Regions from separate parts of the Homo sapiens genome. Here region 1 is linked to region 2. Evidence: chromatin loops called from intact Hi-C (ENCODE). Cell type or tissue: A673. All regions are shown on one strand. Each heading gives the region's core, and the rest is flanking DNA. Links, peaks and the distances in the headings are about the cores only. Region 1 overlaps LOC105373893 (a long non-coding RNA gene). Region 2 overlaps LOC105373893 (a long non-coding RNA gene).

The links. Hi-C counts contacts between places; a loop is a spot of excess contacts. Peaks named below come from ENCODE experiments on the same cell type or tissue, not always from the same donor. Only the 100,000 strongest peaks of a DNase experiment are listed, where the experiment ranks them.
Region 1: it touches region 2 in a loop (11-fold over the local background); 2 of 110 quality-filtered maps call a loop at or near these places.

The regions. Positions count from the first base shown.
Region 1 is chr2:220,265,380-220,274,388 of GRCh38, forward strand. All of the region lies in intron 2 of LOC105373893 (a long non-coding RNA gene), which reads left to right. Among named protein-coding and RNA genes, the nearest start is that of MIR4268, 360 kb to the left of the region's middle. RefSeq lists an enhancer at 3,971-4,538. In A673, for the core only: no CTCF peak of the experiment used is centred there; a DNase peak (open chromatin) is centred at 4,272; H3K4me3 peaks cover 621 bases; H3K27ac peaks cover 2,365 bases.
Region 2 is chr2:220,332,842-220,341,850 of GRCh38, forward strand. All of the region lies in intron 3 of LOC105373893 (a long non-coding RNA gene), which reads left to right. Among named protein-coding and RNA genes, the nearest start is that of MIR4268, 430 kb to the left of the region's middle. In A673, for the core only: no CTCF peak of the experiment used is centred there; DNase peaks (open chromatin) are centred at 2,790, 4,140, 4,970 and 5,220; H3K27ac peaks cover 6,852 bases.

The sequences.
Region 1 (9,009 bases), core at 772-8,771, 67 kb before region 2:
TCCATGTCCTGACTGCTGGAACCTGTGAATGGATAAAATAGATTTAGCAGATTTGACTACATTAAGTGTCTTGAGATGTGGTGATTATCCTGGATTATCTGGGTGGGGCCCTGATGTAAACCACTAAGGGCCTTATAAATAAAAGAGGGAGGTGGGAGGGTAAGAGGAAGAGAAGGAGACATGAGGATGGAAGCAGAGTGATGTGATTGCTGAAAGGGGGACATGAGCCAGGGGACACAGGTGACCTCCAGGAGCTGGAAAAGGCAAGGACACTGATTTCTCCTCTGGCACTTCCAGAAGGAGAAGTTAAACAACGTTCCTAGGATCATATAATTAGTACAACTGTCATCCAGATGACCCCAAGCCTATACCCTTTTTATTTTCTATACAATGCCTTCGTGACGGTTTCAACTATTTATGGAGAAACATGAATGACTTTAGCCAAAGCTGCTGCTTCAAACAAACCTCCAAACTCTTTGAGGGAAACTGGTTTGGATAGAAAGACTTTGCTACTCACCCCTGTAAAAGCTCATCTATTCCTTAGAAACGTATTTGACTGTCAACCAGAGTGGGTGTACAACTGTCAAGCTAGCTTTCTGAAATGACAAGTGTATAAGATTGGCATTCCGTGTCGTCTTGACTGATTTTAATTATTCTTTGGGTTGGAGTGAACACAACTTTTGTTCTAAAGTTGATAATGATAGCCTTCTATTGCCCCTTTTATTTCCTTGAGGGATATATCTACATTTTAAAATTCCATTACATACACGTCTGTGGTTACTCTCTTAGTTTTCTAAATGTAATTATCCAGCTAGGCTAAATTATGGAAAAGAAATTATAAAAATCTTTTCCTGCCAACAATCTGAATCTGGCCAGCACATTCCTGGTGGTTCAAATGTTGGGTATAGTTTTTTTTATTCTTTCTACTTCTCCGCTGCTGCCCCCAGACCCTTTTAAATTCCAACATACTTTATAGTGGGACTGATATTTCTTAAGGTGTTTCCTTGAGCACTGCACTATTGCCAAATACATATTTGTACATATTTTGTAGGAATAGGTATATTATAACTTTCATATTAATTTTGAGTTATTGTTCCATAGGAAACAAAAATACACATGGTAGCTTTTATACATTATGAGATATTCATAGAATGAAGTCATATTTAAAATCACAAGTGGAATTTGGAATGTGGTATTAACACTATGTAATAATTAATCTATTTTTAGTGAGAATAAAAATAATTGCAACAATTCTTAACAAAATTGGCATAAGCTAAAAGGGGTTTAGGTAGAACCATGGCAATTTAAAAATAAGAGATTCTAAATTGTTTTTAGTTATTTAGTTGTGCTTGGTCACAGACCCTATAAAGTGCTAACTTCTTCCTCACACATCATTGACGGGAGGGTGAACTGTTGTAGCATTCCTGGAGGGTGAGAGGACAATGGCGTAATGTGTATAAACTTAAATGTGTGATTGCTTTACACCCTAGAAATTTTACTCCTGGGTAGACACCTTAGAAACTCTTGTAGAAGTCCTCAAGAGATAGATACAAATTAGGATGCGCCCTGCTTACTGTTTATGGTAGCAAAAGTTGGGAGTAACCTGGGACTCCATCCCTAGAGGAATGGCTTTTTCAAATCTGTTCTGTTTTTTAGATGGAATGCAATAGTCAGAAGCAATGTGCTGTGTTTCCCTATAGCAATGTGGAAGTCTTACAAATAAGTTGGGCTGCAAAAGTAAGCATTGCCTTAGGAAGCACGTGGTCTAAAGCAGTGGTCCTCAGTCTTTTTGTCACCAGGGACTGGTTTCGTGGAAGACAATTTTTCCATGGATGGTGGGTGGGTTGGGAGGGTGGGGTTGGAGATGGTTTCAGCATGAAACTGTTCCACCTCAGATCATCAGGCATTAGATTCTCATAAGGAGTGTGCAACCTGGATCCCTCACATGCACAGTTCACAATAGGGCTCACACTCCTATGAGAATATAATGCTACCACTGATCTGACAGGAGGTACAGCTCAGGCTGTAATGCTTGCCTGCCTGCCCCTCACCTCCTGCTGTGCTACCCAATTCCTAACTGGCTACAGATTGGCCTGTAGCCTTGGGGTTGGGACACCTGGTCTAAAGGAAGAAACCCACAGTAATAAGAAAAAGTCTTCATCATTCACTCACTCTTTACAAAGAGGCAACTGCTGGAGCTGGCTGGCCTGGCTTGGAATCCCAAATCTGATTTAACCTCTTTATGTTTCTGTGGCTTCAACTGTAGAATGGGCCTAATACTAGTACAGAGCTCCTAGGGCTTATTGAGGCTTAAATGAGCTAATATCTATAAAGTACTTACAACAGTGTCTGGCCCATCATAAATACCATATTAACACACAATTATTCGCCTAGTCAATGAATGTTTATTAATTATTAAATATCAAATGCGCAAGATATAAAGTGCTTATGTCATCCAATCAGAAAAGGAGGAGCCAGAAAAGCTGAGAATTCAATATGCAGCTGTAACTAGGATCACATGGTATGATTCTGGACCTTGAGAATGTCAATAAATAGCAGGGTATTCAAGCAAACTTGTTAGTAATTTTCCTTTGATTGTGTAAATTTAATATTGAGTGGAATACACAACTCTGAATTGAATCTTACTAGCTGGCTATAGTGTATGACAAAATATTTCCTTGAATTTCAGAAATAATCGCAGCTGCCCATTTCTGCATTCTGGCTGCATTCACACACCTGGCTCTCTGAAGTCAAAGCTTGTTTGTCACCATGACTTTGCTCCCAGGTGCCTTGTACCTTAAAAAGGCATGCAAACCGAAGCAGGAAAGTGGAGCGAATAAGGGAAGGGCCTGGAAAAACTGGAAGTAAGAACTGTAACCTTGGACTCTTTTCATACCCCAAAAAAGGTTTTATGGATGTTGATCAGTTGTAGGCCAAGAAGGTGGAAATCATTTCCGCCTGAGTGCTGAGAGCCACAGAGGCATCTTCGCCCTGCATTTTCTCTCAACTTGTTCTCTTTTCTAAGCTTGGCAAGAAAGGTTCACTCAGTCCTACCCAACTCATGGTGGAGTATGGTATCCTGTACAAACAAACTGTAGCAGTCACTGGGCCTCTATTCAAATTGCACCGGGTCCTTTTATTTCCTCCCTGGTTCTTAGGGGTGGCTCACCCTAAAACATCATTGGGTGGTAGCTTGGCCCCATTCCAACCAAGTCACAACAATGAGGTGTTTACTGATCTTTGGGATTTTTTTTTTCTTAACCCTAAATCATTTCTTCTCAAACTTGGTGGCACATTAGAATGATCCAAGGGGCTTTAAAAAGTACTGATGCCTTTCTAGGGGTCTCACATTGGGAGTTTCAAAGGTCTTCTGGTGATTCTAACATGTAGTAAAGTGTGAGAACTTCTGCCTTAACCCATGAAACCGCGTGGGCTTCTTGGGGGCCATGTGCACCCTTGGATCTAGGTTGATGAGTGTGAGCATGCAGTGTAGAGAAATATCCTCCAAGAGCCTCACGTTACCCATCTGAGAGCTGCTAGAAACTTTTGCAGTTTTTCCAAGGTCAGTGTTCCCATCACTGAGCACTGAGGTGACGAAGGCTGAATTGAGATACAAATAAAAGCAGCTCAAATTGAATCCTAAGAATGGCTGGTTGGTTCATAATGACCTGATTTCTTCTTTTCACTAAACTTTGTTCAGAAAAACTCTTAAGGAGGTTTTACCTGAAAGGGAGACATATTCTTTTGCTTTCTGTTATCGGATAAAAATTACAATGGGTGTAAAATTATAAATAAGTAAAAACATATATGTGTATGTATATATATGTGTATATAATATGAACATACATACATACGCGCATGCACACACACACACACACACACATGCACACACACATACACACACACACACCCTAAATGGAGACCAGGCGACAATGTCTGAAATGGGTGGGGGCCAAGTGTATTTCTATTTACTACTTGTACATATTTTCAAGAAAGAAATGAAAAACAAAAGAGGGTATTTCAGGATCATTTGTTGTGGAAGTGGTTAAAAACCCTCCGGGTGATCCTCGTAGTTTCTGATGAACTGTTACAGGCAGTTCAGTTTATGTACATTTCATTTAGCAAATTGCCTGCCTTTTATCGTTTTTATTTTCCTGATTTTGTGTATTCAAATACTACTCCATCTGCCAAAGGTCACAGATCCACCCAGGCACCAGCAAGACTTCCCCTTGAGGAATGGAGTTATTGATGCCCTCAGCAGGGGGTTTCCTGCCCCTGATGCTGCAAAGTTAATTACTGGAACTAACACCATCTCTAGTCTGTCATTCTGCAAGCCATGCATACGGCTGCAACTTCCAAAAATTGTTTTTGGGCTTCTTAGGATACTGATAACCCTGTGTGGCATATAGTATCATTATATTCTAAGCATACACCCCAGGAGATCCACAGATGTGTGGTGGAGAGGCTTGTGCCTCAGCATGTGCTGTTTAAATAATTTTCAGTGTTATCCAGAATCCTATCTTACAGATACTTACCAGAATGTGAAACCAATTAACCATTACGGACTGTGAATTTTAGCATGACTAAATAGATCTGCATTGGCAAGACAAGCTTTCCAATATTTGAGAAAAATATCGGAGTACACGCTCTGATATGAGCTGATACATTATTTGGGAAGTGGGACTTACTCTGTGAAACCAGGAAGGCTCCATATAATATGAAATGCATATTCTTCCCACTTTTACAAGCTTATTTCCTCTTGAATATTATTTCTATACTTTTGGTAACTTTCAAATGGTAAATGGTAGTCCCCGTGATCCATGCATAGACAATTGAGAGATCGAATAGAGCACATCATCTAATGGCTTAATTCTATTTTTAATAAAGTAAATTGTTAAAATAGACCAACCAACATCTGTTATTTTCAACACACATCAATTTTGTGTTTAAACTAGAATAGCATTTGGAGCAAGGTTTCATATAATTATAGAGCTGGAAAATACTTGAGATGTTACTATGTCTGACCATGATTAATCTCTTTAAAAATCTGCCTCAGCAATGAACTCTGTGGGCCTCTGCATGAATGGAACAACCTGGTGGAAGCTCTCTATTCCAGAGTCAGCTCTACATCCATCCTGTGTCACCTGCTCATATATATGTCTTTTTTTTTTTCTTTTCTTCCAAGTCAATACCTTTTACTTGTTTTCTGGGTCATTTTCCTAGAGCTTCAGCTTTATGGATTGAGTACTTTTCAATAGTTTCCAGCCTGGGGCCTCCTTTTCTGGCTTGTCAGCTAATTACTTACCCTTGGAGTTAATTATTTCCTTCGTGGTAAGAAAAAAAACTGCAGCCTCTGACTGTTGTCTGCTTGGAGCTGTCTGGTTGTAACAGCTAGACCATAGAGTTCTATAGGACATAAACAATTTCACAGAATGTCAATATTAGACAATACCTGTCTCCAATCATGGATGGAGCAAGACAAAAACAAAACAACTCTAAACATGTCTGAACAGAGTCAAAGACAAGAACATGTCCAGACCAAAATGGCCAAACATTTCCATTTCTGGGCTAATATGAGTGATTGCTGCTTCTTTACCAATTATAGCTTTAGCCTCACTGTTCCTCCTATTAGAAAAAAAATTATTAAGATATCCAATGATAGAATTGCCCTGCTTTCTTTTTTCTTTTTCTTTCTTTCTTTTCTTTTTTCTTTTTTTTTTTTTTTTTGAGACAGAGTCTTGCTCTGTCGCCAGGCTGTAGTGCAGTGGCGCATTCTCGGCTCACTGCAACCTCCGACTCCCTGGTTCAAGTGATTCTCCTCCCTCAGCCTCCTGAGTAGCTGGCATTACAGGCACGTGCCATCACACCCAGCTAATTTTTGTATTTTTAGTAGAGACAGGGTTTCACCATGTTGGCCAGGCTCTTCTCAATCTCCTGACCTCATGATCTGCCTGCCTCGGCCTCCCAAAGTGCTGGGATTACAGGCATGAAACGCTGTGCCCGGCCAGAATTGCCCTGATTTCTGATGGTACCCTATGTGAAACAAAACTGCTTTCTTGAGCCTTCCTTTAAGTTACCTAACAAGCCAAATCCTAACACAAGTCCATTCTAAAACCCTCTAACGAAGATGCCCATTTCATGGTTCTCCATAATGTGGTGGGTCCTTCAATGTAATGAGCCAATAAGCCTGATTTGGTTGAATATAGGTGTGTGTCTGGTGCTGTTGGGCTGGAGGACATTAGCAATGGGGACCTATTCTCTGTGAAATAGTCGTTCAATGACAACAACACTTCTTGACATAATCTGCAGTCTCTCAAATATCTAATACCAGCCTCCTAAGCAGTCCCACCAGGAACAGATCTGTCCTATGAGCAGACTTGGACCATCTAACCCAATTTCTTCAATTTTCAAATGAAACAAAACCAAACGCAAGCATTTTTCCTCTCTGAGGCCATCAGGTAGTTAGTGGCAAAGCGGTGATTAGCACCCAATCATCTGACGCCTGCTGTAGTGCTTTTTCTGCTCTACCGTGCTGACTATTTAAAGAAGTACAACTCCCAAAGTATAATACACCTTTGAGCACTAAATTCAATTTACTATCCATCTCTCCTTAATTGAGTTTGGTTTCCATTCTCTCCTTAGAAAACACTTTAACCTTCAAATATTGGGCTCTGTCCAAGGCAGGGCTACCCACACGTTACTTTGAGCTTTGATTTTAAAAGCTCCTATGGGTACTTTCGGTAGGGGCATTAATCTCTTAGGTGTAAGAATCTTATGTAGCATTAACTCTGGTCCAAGCTGATGTTTTCTTTTCTGTTCAGAATTGGCAGTGAGTTCTGCAGTGTAGCTAACCAATGAGAGTTTTTATTTTATTATTATTATTTTTAATCTCTCACCTTCCATAGTTAAGAGAGAGAAAGCTTCAGACACACACACACAAAGTGAAACAAAATACAAAAATTCTACCACCTGGCCTTCCTGTGTTAAGAAATGGTTACTAGTGAGACTGGATTCTCCCAGGCAATATTATTCACTCCAACCATTTTACTTCTCTTCTTTGTTAATCTCTAAGTTTTCTACCTTTAAAAAATAATTATTTACACTGTAGTTTTACCCTCGGGATTTATATCAGAGACACACTGCTTTTTGAAAGGACTTTCTTAAAAAATACACTTTTGAAGAGACAGAATAGTTTCTTGAAATCACAAAAATAATATTGAGGTGTTTTTAAGTAAGAAAGAAAATGGAACTTTGCTATAGAGTAAACCTGTATTTATTATTTTTATACTGCATGCATTTTCATGTCTTTTGAAAGAGGGTAGGTACATATTGATATCCTATTTTTCCATTTAACAATATATAATAAATATAGCTTCATATTTTTACATGGATTGCATTGTAAATAATTTCAAGGAAGCAGAATATTATGTTAATGTGTCATAAACCTGTTTTGGACATTTGGTTGTTTCTAGTTTTTGAGTTTTTTGTTTGTTTGCCTTGGCAGTATAGAAAAGGCTATAGTAAATATCTTTGTGTAGATAGCCATTTGCTTCTTCTGAATTCTTTTATGTTAATTCTCAGAATTTGGATAATAGTGTTGCTGTTTAGAGACCAGGGACATCTCTATGGCTCTCATTATAGATTGGCCTATTGCTCACCAAAAGGTTGTAGGCTTCCAGCAGTCCTTGCATTACTGAAACCTCATCAAAATTGCATATTATCACTAAAAATATTTGCTCCTTGATTTTGAAACTGTAAGATCACACCTCTACTTTATTTTATTTTGCATTTCTTTTCCATTAAAAGGGAAAATTATCTTTTATCATCTGTTTACTTTTTTTTTGCAATGGCAATTTCAAGTTCTCAGGCTGACCTAAGGTAAATAGAAGGCTGTTTATCTTTTGCTGCATCTCGAGTTGTACACTCTTTAAAGTATTCAAATTCCCACCCTGGAAAAGAGCCAGGCTTCTTTGGAATTTGGGAAACATTTGAGGACAGAAGAGCATGGATCTTGTAGTCTTTATCTAGTAAAGAAATGAGACCCTTTAATCTGCTTCTTTGCACCCAGAATTACATTTTTAGATCGGTTCTGCTCTCCTGGCTTTTGTGGGCATTTTAACTTTAATTCTATAATAATTTTCATTCTTTCTGGTTTTCTTTAGCTGTAATATTTATATTGGGCACTTACCTTCTCTTCATAAGTTGGGAGTAGTATATATGTAGTATGGCAGATTTTATTTTTTTTCTTTTTATTTAAAAGTAGGTCAAGAGAAAAATTTTCTTTCTCCAAAGGCAGTGGGAGTAGAAGTGTCACTTGCTTGTGAGAAGCCTACATTATATGTTTTCTACATGTTTAGCAGTATTTCCTTTTAGTTGAGAAATGCATAATGGTTCTTTCCTTAAAAAAATTAACAATTTCCAAAATGATAATACTCCTTGGATAATCTTCATGCTTTCTAAGTTAAAGTTAAGATTATGGGGACAATGGGATAAACTATTTATAGATAATACTGGATGTCCCCCAAAATTTGGAAACCCCATCACTATAACTCTGCTCTATTTATGCGTAGTCTTTTAACCAGATATGTAAAAGCATGCAACTTTATTTTTATGATGAGCCTCACCTTGCTCTAAACTCCTCAGTTCTGTTTATGGTGGAATGGGGGAGGGGCTTGATTGCATCAATTAAAGATGATTCAGTCAGTGGCATTTCTATTAGTCTCTTTCAAATCGTCATTTGAAAGCTCAGCCCCCCAATCAAAGCAGGTTTTCTTCCTTTGAAGAGATCTCCTCTATTCTTCCTTCTTCCTAATTGCACATAGTGTAAGAGGAAGTCTGTATAAGCTATGGAGGGTGGGGATTGGGTAATAGGCGTTGGTGGGTCCTTGCTGGATTCCTCTGAGAGATTCACTGGCATCTGGTGCTACGGCCCACTGAGTGTAGCTGGGCTCACCTGGTTTGAGGGAATCATGTTGGCTGCTTTTGCTAAAGACCACGGTCCATGCCTTG
Region 2 (9,009 bases), core at 516-8,515:
CTGCCTATGTCTTGAAAAGTTGATGTAGTTATTATTTTTGATAGGTTCATCTTTTAGACTTTCTATTCAAGATCTGAGTAGTTTATACACCACAGTAATACAGTTATAATAATCTGTGTTTTTCTGTGTATATACTATTGCCAGTGAGTTTTGTACTTTCAGAGGATTTCTCATTACTCATTACCATCCTTTTCTTTCAGGGTGAAGAACTCCCTTTAGCATTTCTTGTAGAACAGGTCTGGTGTTCATAACATTCCTCAGCTATTGTTTGTCTGGGAAAGTTTTTATATCTCCTTTATGTTTAAAGGATATTTTCACTAGATGTACTAATCAGGATAAAAGATTTTTCCTTTGGCACTTTAAATACGTCATGGCACTCTCTCTTAGCCTATAAGATTTCCACTAAGAAGTCTACTACCATGGGCACTGGAACTCCTTTTTATGTTGTTTCCTTTCTCTTGCTGCTTTTAGAATCCCTTCTTTATCCTTGACCTTTGGGAGTTTGATTATTAAATATATTGAGGTAGTCTTATCTGTGTTAAATCTGCTGGGTGTTCTATAACCTCCTTGTACTTGAATATTGATATCTTTTACTTGTACTTGAATATTGATATCTTTTTCTAGTTTTGGGAAGTTTTCTGTTATTATCCCTCTTAATAAACTTTCTACCATGACCTCTCTCTCTCTTTACCTCCTCTTTAAGGCCAATAACTCCTAGATTTGCCCTTTTGAGGCTATTTTCTAGATCTCATAGGTGTGCTTCATTCCTTTTTATTCTTTTTTTTCTTTTGTCTTCTCTGACTGTATTTTCAAATAGCCTTTCTTCAAGCTTACTAATTCTTTCTTCTGATTGATCAATTCTACTGTTAAGGAACTCTAATATATTCTTCAGTATGTCAGTTGCATTTTTTGGCTCTAGAATTTCTGCTTGATTCTTTTAAATTATTTCAATCCCTTTGTTAAATTTACCTGATGGGATTCTGAATTCCTTCTCTGTGTTATCTTGATTTTCATTGCGCTTCCTCAAAACAGCTATTTTGAATTCTCTGTCTGAAAAGTGACATATTTCTGTCTGTCTGAGATTGTTCACTAGTGCCTTATTTAGTTCATTTGGTGAGGTTGTGTTTTCCTAGATGGTATTGATACTTGTAGGTATTCCTTGGTGTCTGGGTATTGAAGAGTTAGATATTTATTGCAGTCTTTACAGTCTGGGCTTGTTTGTATTAATCCTTCTCAGGAAGGCTTTCCAAGTATTTGAAGGGAGTTGGGTGTTGTGATCTAAGTCTTTGGTCACTGCAGCTGGAATCTGCATTGGGGGGACCCTACCCAGTAACGCTGTGGCTCTTGCAGACTCATAGAGTACTGCCTTGGTAGTCTTAGGTAAGAACCAGGAGAATTCCCTGGCTTACCAGGCAGAGACTCTTGTTCTCTTTCCTTACTCTCCCTCAAACAATGAAGTCTCTCTCTGTGCTGAGGTGCTTGGAGCTGAAGGAGGGGTAACACAAACACCTCTGTGGTCACCACCACTGTGACTGAATTGGATCAGACCCAAAGCCAGTGCAGCACTGGATCTTGCCCAAGGCCTGTGGTGACCACTTCCTGGCTACTGCCCATATTCACTCAAGGCCCAATGACTCTACAATTAGAAGGCAGTAAATCCAGCCAGCCTGTGTCCTTCCTTTCAGGGTGATGAGTTTCCCAGTTCCTAGGCAAGTTTAGAGATGCCATCAAGGGGCCAGAGCCTAGAGTTGGGAACCTTAGGAATCTAGCTGGTGATCTATTCTACTGCAGCTGAGCTGGCACCCAAGCTGCAAGACGAAGTCCTTCCTACTCTTCCCTCACCATTTTTCCCTTTACTTTTTTCAGGCAGAAGAGTCTCTCTCTGTGGCCACCACTGCCCTGGACCCATGGTGATTACTGCCTGGAAACTGTCAATGTTCACTTAAGGCCCAAAGTCTCTTCAGTCAGATTGTGGTGAATGCTGTGAGTCCTCAGTCTCTCCCTTCAGGGAAGTGAGCTCCCTGTTGGCCCCAGGGAGGTCCAGAAATGAGCTGAGGCCTAGAATCAGGGACTCTAGGAACCTGCATACTGCTGTACCCCACTGTGGCTGAGCTAGTGCCCAAGCTGTAAGACGAAGTTCTCTTACTATTCCCTGTCCTTTACGTAAGCAGAAAAGATCTCTCCCCACAGCTGGGAATGTGCTGGGTCACACATGAAGCCAACATGGCTCTGAGTCTCACCCAAGGCCCATGGTGAGTAAGGCCTTGTGGCCACTACTCATTATTCAGAACTCAAGGGCTCTCTAGTCAGCAGGTGATGAATTCTGCCAGGATTGGGTCCTTCCCTTCAAGGCAATGGGTTCCCTTCTGGCCCAGGGCATGTCTAGAAATGTTATCCAGGAGCTAGGGCATGGAATAAGGGCCTTAGGACTCTTAGCTGTGCCAAATTTTCCTGTGGCTGAGCTGGTATCCAAGTTTAAGATAAAGTCCTCTTTGCTTTCACCTCTCCTCTCCTCAAGCAGAACGAAGGAGTCACTTTCAGAGCTGTGAGCAGCACTGCCAGGAGTTGGGGAAGGAGTGACACAAGCAGTCCCTTGGTTGCCCCAGCTGGTGTTTCATTAGGTCCTGTGCTCCCCAAGTCTGTTGGCTCTGAGCCCAGCACAGCACCAGGACTTGCCCGGGAATTGTAGTCCTTGTGACCTAAACTGCCTTTCAGTTTTATTTAGGACCCAGAACACTTTAGCTCACCATGGCGGGGCTTGCTGGAGCTCAGGTTCTTAGCTGGGATGGACAATTCCCCTCTGGCTAGGGTTGCTCTAAATGTTCCCTCTGTGTGGGCCAGCTGAGTTCTGCCCATGTAGCTTTCTGCTGTTGACAGGGCAGCACTGAGTTACAATGCGAAGTCCCACAATTACCACATTCTTCCTGCCGCAAGTGCACAGATTATCTCTCTGTGCCACTGGGCTGCTGCCGGGGGATGGGGCTGGTGGTGTCAGTGATTCAAGATTATGTCTTCTACCCTCTTCAGTGCCTCTTTCCTTAATATGATGTTAAAACCACTGTGATCACTCACTTGATTTTTGGTTCTTATGAAGGCCTTTTTTAATGTGGATATTTGTTTAATTTGGTGTTCCTGCAGGGAGGGAGAATGATCACTGGAGGCTTCTATTTGGCCATCTTGCTCTACCTCCCTATCGCTTATTCTCTTTTTTAAATGACTTGAACAAGAAAAAAAATCATTAGCCTATGTCTCACTACAGAGATGCAACAAATTAATAACTTTTATTTTACTGTGTCTATCTGCTTTGAAAATTTCAATCTGCCCAATGAATGTTTTGGATAAGCTGGGACTCGTTCTGTTAAAATTAGCTCTAAGTCAGTCAGGTGTGGTTTCAGTAATCCAATCAGTACATTTTATTTGTAGAAAAAACTGATGCTTAAAGCATAGCAAAGAACAGTTGAAATGGTAGTGAGGAGAGTGGTTGCAGCTTTGAATTTATTAAAGGAGTTTTTGGAGGTGTAGAAAGTATTAAGTGATAGTGGGAGAGCAAGGGACTTAAATCAGAAGGCCTGGCTTCCAATCATGACTTTGCTGCTCACGAGGTGTGCAACTCTGGTTATGTTCCTTGGCCTCCCTAAGCCTTAGTGTCTTCAACTGTAAAAGCAATAACTGTAATTACTCAATAGGATTATTGTGAATACAAAGTGTATTATTGTAAGTGTAACACTAAGATGCCATATGGTACAGTGGCCAGTAGTGAGCAATTGGGACTGAATAAATAATATTTGAAACTGTACTTTAGCACTTTTATAAATTTTACAGAGAAAAGTGGTAACCTTTCTTCTTAAGAGGCCATTTATAGTCATTCTAATAATTGCTTATTTTTATACTGAGATATGGATAAAATGAAAAGAGAGGTAAGAGACAGTCCTGACAGTTAATTTTATTAAACTCATGTTCCAGGAAATAGTTCTTGGTTAGGCACAATGTTTAAGAACAATAACCAGAACAATGACTATAACAATGATGATAATAAGGCCCAGAATTGCAAGTTTTGGCAGCCTGACAATCTGTTCTTATGATTTGTGATTGGACACATTTTTCTCAAAGTAACAAACTGCTTGTACGAGGCACCAGCAGAATCTTCTGAACATCTGTAGTCCAAGGGAGCTAATTTTGCATGCTTTAAGAAGGTGCAGACAGGGAAGTGTGTCTGTGGAATTCTCTTTGCATAACTCTCTCTGAGATGCCCAATGGATGCTTGGTGATAGTGGTGGACATTTGCACGTAAGAAATCAAGGGGGAAAAGAGGAGCCCCACCTGTCATGCTCAAAATACGTTATCTATCATTGTTGATCAGGGCTGGTCTGTTTCCTTTTCATAAGAGGGATATTCTGTTTTTTGTTTTTTTTTAACTTGTTTCCTTGAAAATTAAACTGGAAGGTTACACCTTAGGAAATTGGGTTTGATTCTTTCCAGAATAAAAATTAAAAAAAAACAAATCCTGCTGGGATAAAAATATTTCATGAATTCAGCAATAACTGAATTCCCTTAACTCCAGGCTTGAGTTAGGTCTCTGTTCCAGCAATGAGATCAGCTTTTTGTCAGCACGCTTTCCTGATTCTTTACCCACAACCTGGTAGATTACTTTGGAGTTCATATTAATACATTGAAACTTCAAATTTCCTTAATTAAATGAGATACATGGAAAAGCACTTAGACAGTCTAGAGATACAATAAAGCAAATAAAATACTAGTCTGCTTCCTTATTTTTGTATTTCTTTCTTCTTTGCCCCTAACAATGATTGATGAAAACTTTACATCAATATGCTGATGATTTCTAAGATGATTTTTTTAGAACAATGCTCTGTGCAAACACAAAAGCAAAAATAACAGCAGAGAGTTTCTTCCACTTTTTGAGCTATTTTTGTAAGCCCACAAGATACATTGGGTCATTTATGGCTTCCTGGCGAGTTTTTCTTAATTGGATCTCAATGAGGTTCCATTTTATTCAATCAACACCTCAGAGAGAAAATTATTTGTATGAATTTGTGGCCTATTTTTGATTTTGTTTTGATCCTAGTAAGCTATTTACAATTTGAATCATTGACTGATGGAGAACATTCATGAAAAGTTAAAATTTAATTGTACCACACGACAGAGCATATTTACTTTTATTTCTCCTCTGGGAAATTTTATGGAACATATTTTTCTCTTTGCATCCAGACTGGCAGAATCTTTTAACATAATACATCAAAAAATACTACCCCTAAACTGGTAAATTTATTCAAACTCACTCACTTCCTTCCTTCCTTCCTTCCTTCCTTCCTTCCTTCCTTCCTTCCTTCCTTCCTTCATCCTAGCTTACTGTGGGGTAAGAACTTGGTACAAAAAGGTAAAAAGACACATTATTCACTCTCAGTCTATGGGCAAAGATGAGGCAAGTTCCCATAAAGCAGTAATATAATTGCTAAAAAAAAAAAACCCTTTGGTTTATTTGCAATTGCAAATTCTTGGATATCCTATGTAGGATATTTGTTAAAGAATTTGTAATAAGTGCAGTAATGGACTATTATGCAGACATTTAAAAGTTATATTTTACAATAACATTTATTAATGTGAACAGATGATCACTATAACTTCCAAACAAAGAGACTGCACACATATACACATACAGAGCTCTCATTTGGAATACTGTAATAATAATAATAGAAAAAGCAAGTGCTGGCCGGGCACGGTGGCTCAGGCCTGTAATCCCAGCACTTTAGGAGGCCGAGGCGATGGATCATCTGAGGTCAGAAGTTCAAGACCAGCCTGGCCAACATGGCGAAACCCCATCTCTACTAAAAATATGAAAATTAGCCAGACGTGGTGCGGGGCACCTGTAATCCCAGCTACTCGGGAAGCTGAGGCAGGAGAATCGCTTGAACCCAGGAGGTGGAGATCGCAGTGAGCTGAGATTGCACCATTGCACTCCAGCCTGGGCGACAGAGCAAGACTCCATCTCAAAATAAAAAACAAAAAACAAAAAAAACAAATGCCAACACTTACTGAGTCCGCTCTGTGTGGCAGACATTGTACTGAGCGTGCCTTACAAATATTCATTTAATTCTCACAATAAGCTCTTTAGGTAGGCAATCTTATTAGCTATTCCAATGACGGGGAAACAGACTTAGGAATTACCTATCTTGCTGAAGATTAAACTGATAAGAAGGTGTAGATTTAAATTTAGCAGGCCTGATACTGAACTCATGACCACTATGCCAATTTCCCCCCACTATTTTATGTTGTTGCTCTGCTTCAGGTGTGAGAAACGAATGCAGCTACTGTGGGAATTATGAATAAACCAAAGGTTATTTTTTTGTATGCTGCAGCCCAGTTGTCCAAACCTGGATAAACCCATGGGAATGTCCTACATGCAGAAGTGTGTGCCACAGAGAAAAGAATACATGCCGAAATCACAGGCCAGATGAAATAAAGATGTGAATAGTGGTAATCTTTGAGCCATAGAGTGTGGAGTGATTTTTATTTTCTTCTTTTGCTTACCTGAGTTTACTAAATTTTCTAAGTGCATTTTCTACATGTTTAGTAAGTACATATTGCTTTTTAAATTAGAAAACAGTTATCAGAAATGAATGAAAAAAGTTAAGAAAAATACCTACAGAATAGAGTTGTGCCTATGTAATGAGAAATATTTATGAACGTTAAAAGGTAATAATTGTAATGCTTCAGTTTAGCGGCGCCTCCCCACCCCCACCCATATATCAATTAGAGTTTTAGAGTCTCATAGAAAGTGGCTGAGATAAACTGTTAAGCAATAGGAGTGAATGCCTAAGAGTCAAACAAGTCTGGAAAACGTTTATTCTTGCCCAGGTGATGGGCTGTTTTCCAATTTGAGAATCTGAAAAACATTCATGAGTGTTTATGGATAGTGTCAATTAGAAGGGACATAGGAGGCCATGAACCATATCCTTCATTTAAGAGGGCCCTGTTGAACCCTAGCCAAAAAGGATTATTGCACTGTCAGAGTTTTACAAAACATATTCCCATATTATTTGCTTAAATCTTATTTTTACTTGACTATCCCCCAAATTGTCTTTATATATACCCTTATGAAGTAGGTTAGGCCCATTTAAAAGAAGTACCACTCTAAGTAAATGGAAAATATCTGGTTACCTCCATGAGACCTCTATTAGATCACCCTTGAAGCTGAAAAGCCCAAGTTACTTTATCTTTTAAATGGAAGTCTTGCATTTTAAACCTATTTGTTCTGTGCCTTTCCCTCAATAGGCTTCCAGTCTTCATGCTTCCTCCAACGCCGAGAAAAACTTCCTGGATTGTAGCCCCTGGTAAAACATGTTCCTTTATCAAAAATGATCTGTTGGATAGATAGAGTAATGGTGGCTATATTTGCATATCTCAGCATCATGTCAGCTGGCCCTGAGTGGGTGCTTGATAAATATTATAAAATTAATACGCAAATGGCATCTTTTAAAATTGAAGCACAATTATTGGTCCAATGTCATCATATCTTCAATTCTGACTGTTTATGTCTTTTGGTTGCTATGCTTTTTAAAGACTGGTAGGGCCTCTCTTCTTTGTGGCCCTTTCTTCAGTTGGTTGCTCACATTGTTTCTCTGCAGTGAAACTCTCCTCCACATATCCTTTTCATGTTCAATTGTCTTTATTTCTGGATACTCTTCAAATACAAAAGGGCATTTAATCTTGCAATGCAAAATACCAGCCACTTTAAATTTGTGTCACCTGTAAAGCTTAATGTTGTGCTAACTATTCCATCATGCAGATCACTGGCAGAAACATAGAATACCAATATTCTTAAGTCAAAGTCAAAAAGAAATCCACTAGTGATGTTGCCCCAGTGTGCCTCAGATTGACACCAATCTATTGATTATCCTTCTGAGTACAGCCTCTGTAATAACACAGTGGATTGCTCCTGCTATCTATCAAGTATTGTGGTCTCCCAGGGAGTCACAGATGATGCATTGAAATAGTTTATTGGTGTAGAACATCTTTAGTCTCAGGAGAACAAGACATTTTATACAACAAGTGGGTGGTAAATCACATTTTTGAAAATTGAATTTTTTTAAAATGCTCTTAGGTACTGTTTAGGGAAGACCTATAATAAAACCTATTGTCAAATGAAAAATTTGTGAGAAAAGTTAATAACTATCCCCTAATGTATTTCTTTGAAATTGGCTATTTTACAGCAGATTTTCTCCAAGGAGATCGCCTGTATTCATTTTCTTCCCATAAGCTTTATAAAATCTGTAAGGGCTAACAGCTCTTGGAACTGTATGTGACTTATCTGAGGATTAATGACTCAACCTCAGTGCTTCCTTGCTGGTGTCCTGGGCTCTCTCTTAGACCTCACAGCCTCGAATGCCTTGAAAAAAAATGGCTTATCTGCCCAAATCATCCATTACTAAAACTGGCGCTTTCTGGTTTGCTTACCTTTCTTGTGTTGAGATGTTGTTTAAATATAGAACAACTAGAGAAGTTGCTGATGAGATTAGTTCTAATTGTGTGTACTGCTACCAGGAAACAGAAGTTGGCTGGCCATGTTCCAATGAAGTAGGGTGCAAGTGTGATGAATTTGTGGTTTCTCATTTAACATTAATTTGAGACAGATACCTTTGTGCATCATTAAGCCCACTGATAGCCTATAGAAGACTTATGAAATTATATCAAAATTTTGTGGGTATGTGTACCACACTTAATGGTTTTTTTCAGATTCTCAGAGGCCCACAACCTAAATAACTTTAAGAATTACTATGTTATGAGTATCTTTAGTCTTTGGCCCCCTGTTACTAGATTCTTTATTAGATATGCCCTTTAAAAATACATTATCTTTAAAAGTTTAGACTTTATTGGTAGTCAAAGCAATGTAAATATGTGTATCAGATATTACATTTTATTTATCATGTTGGTGAAGTTTACAAGGATGAAACTTCTTAGTGCTGACACACGTGTGAGAAAGGAGACACTCTC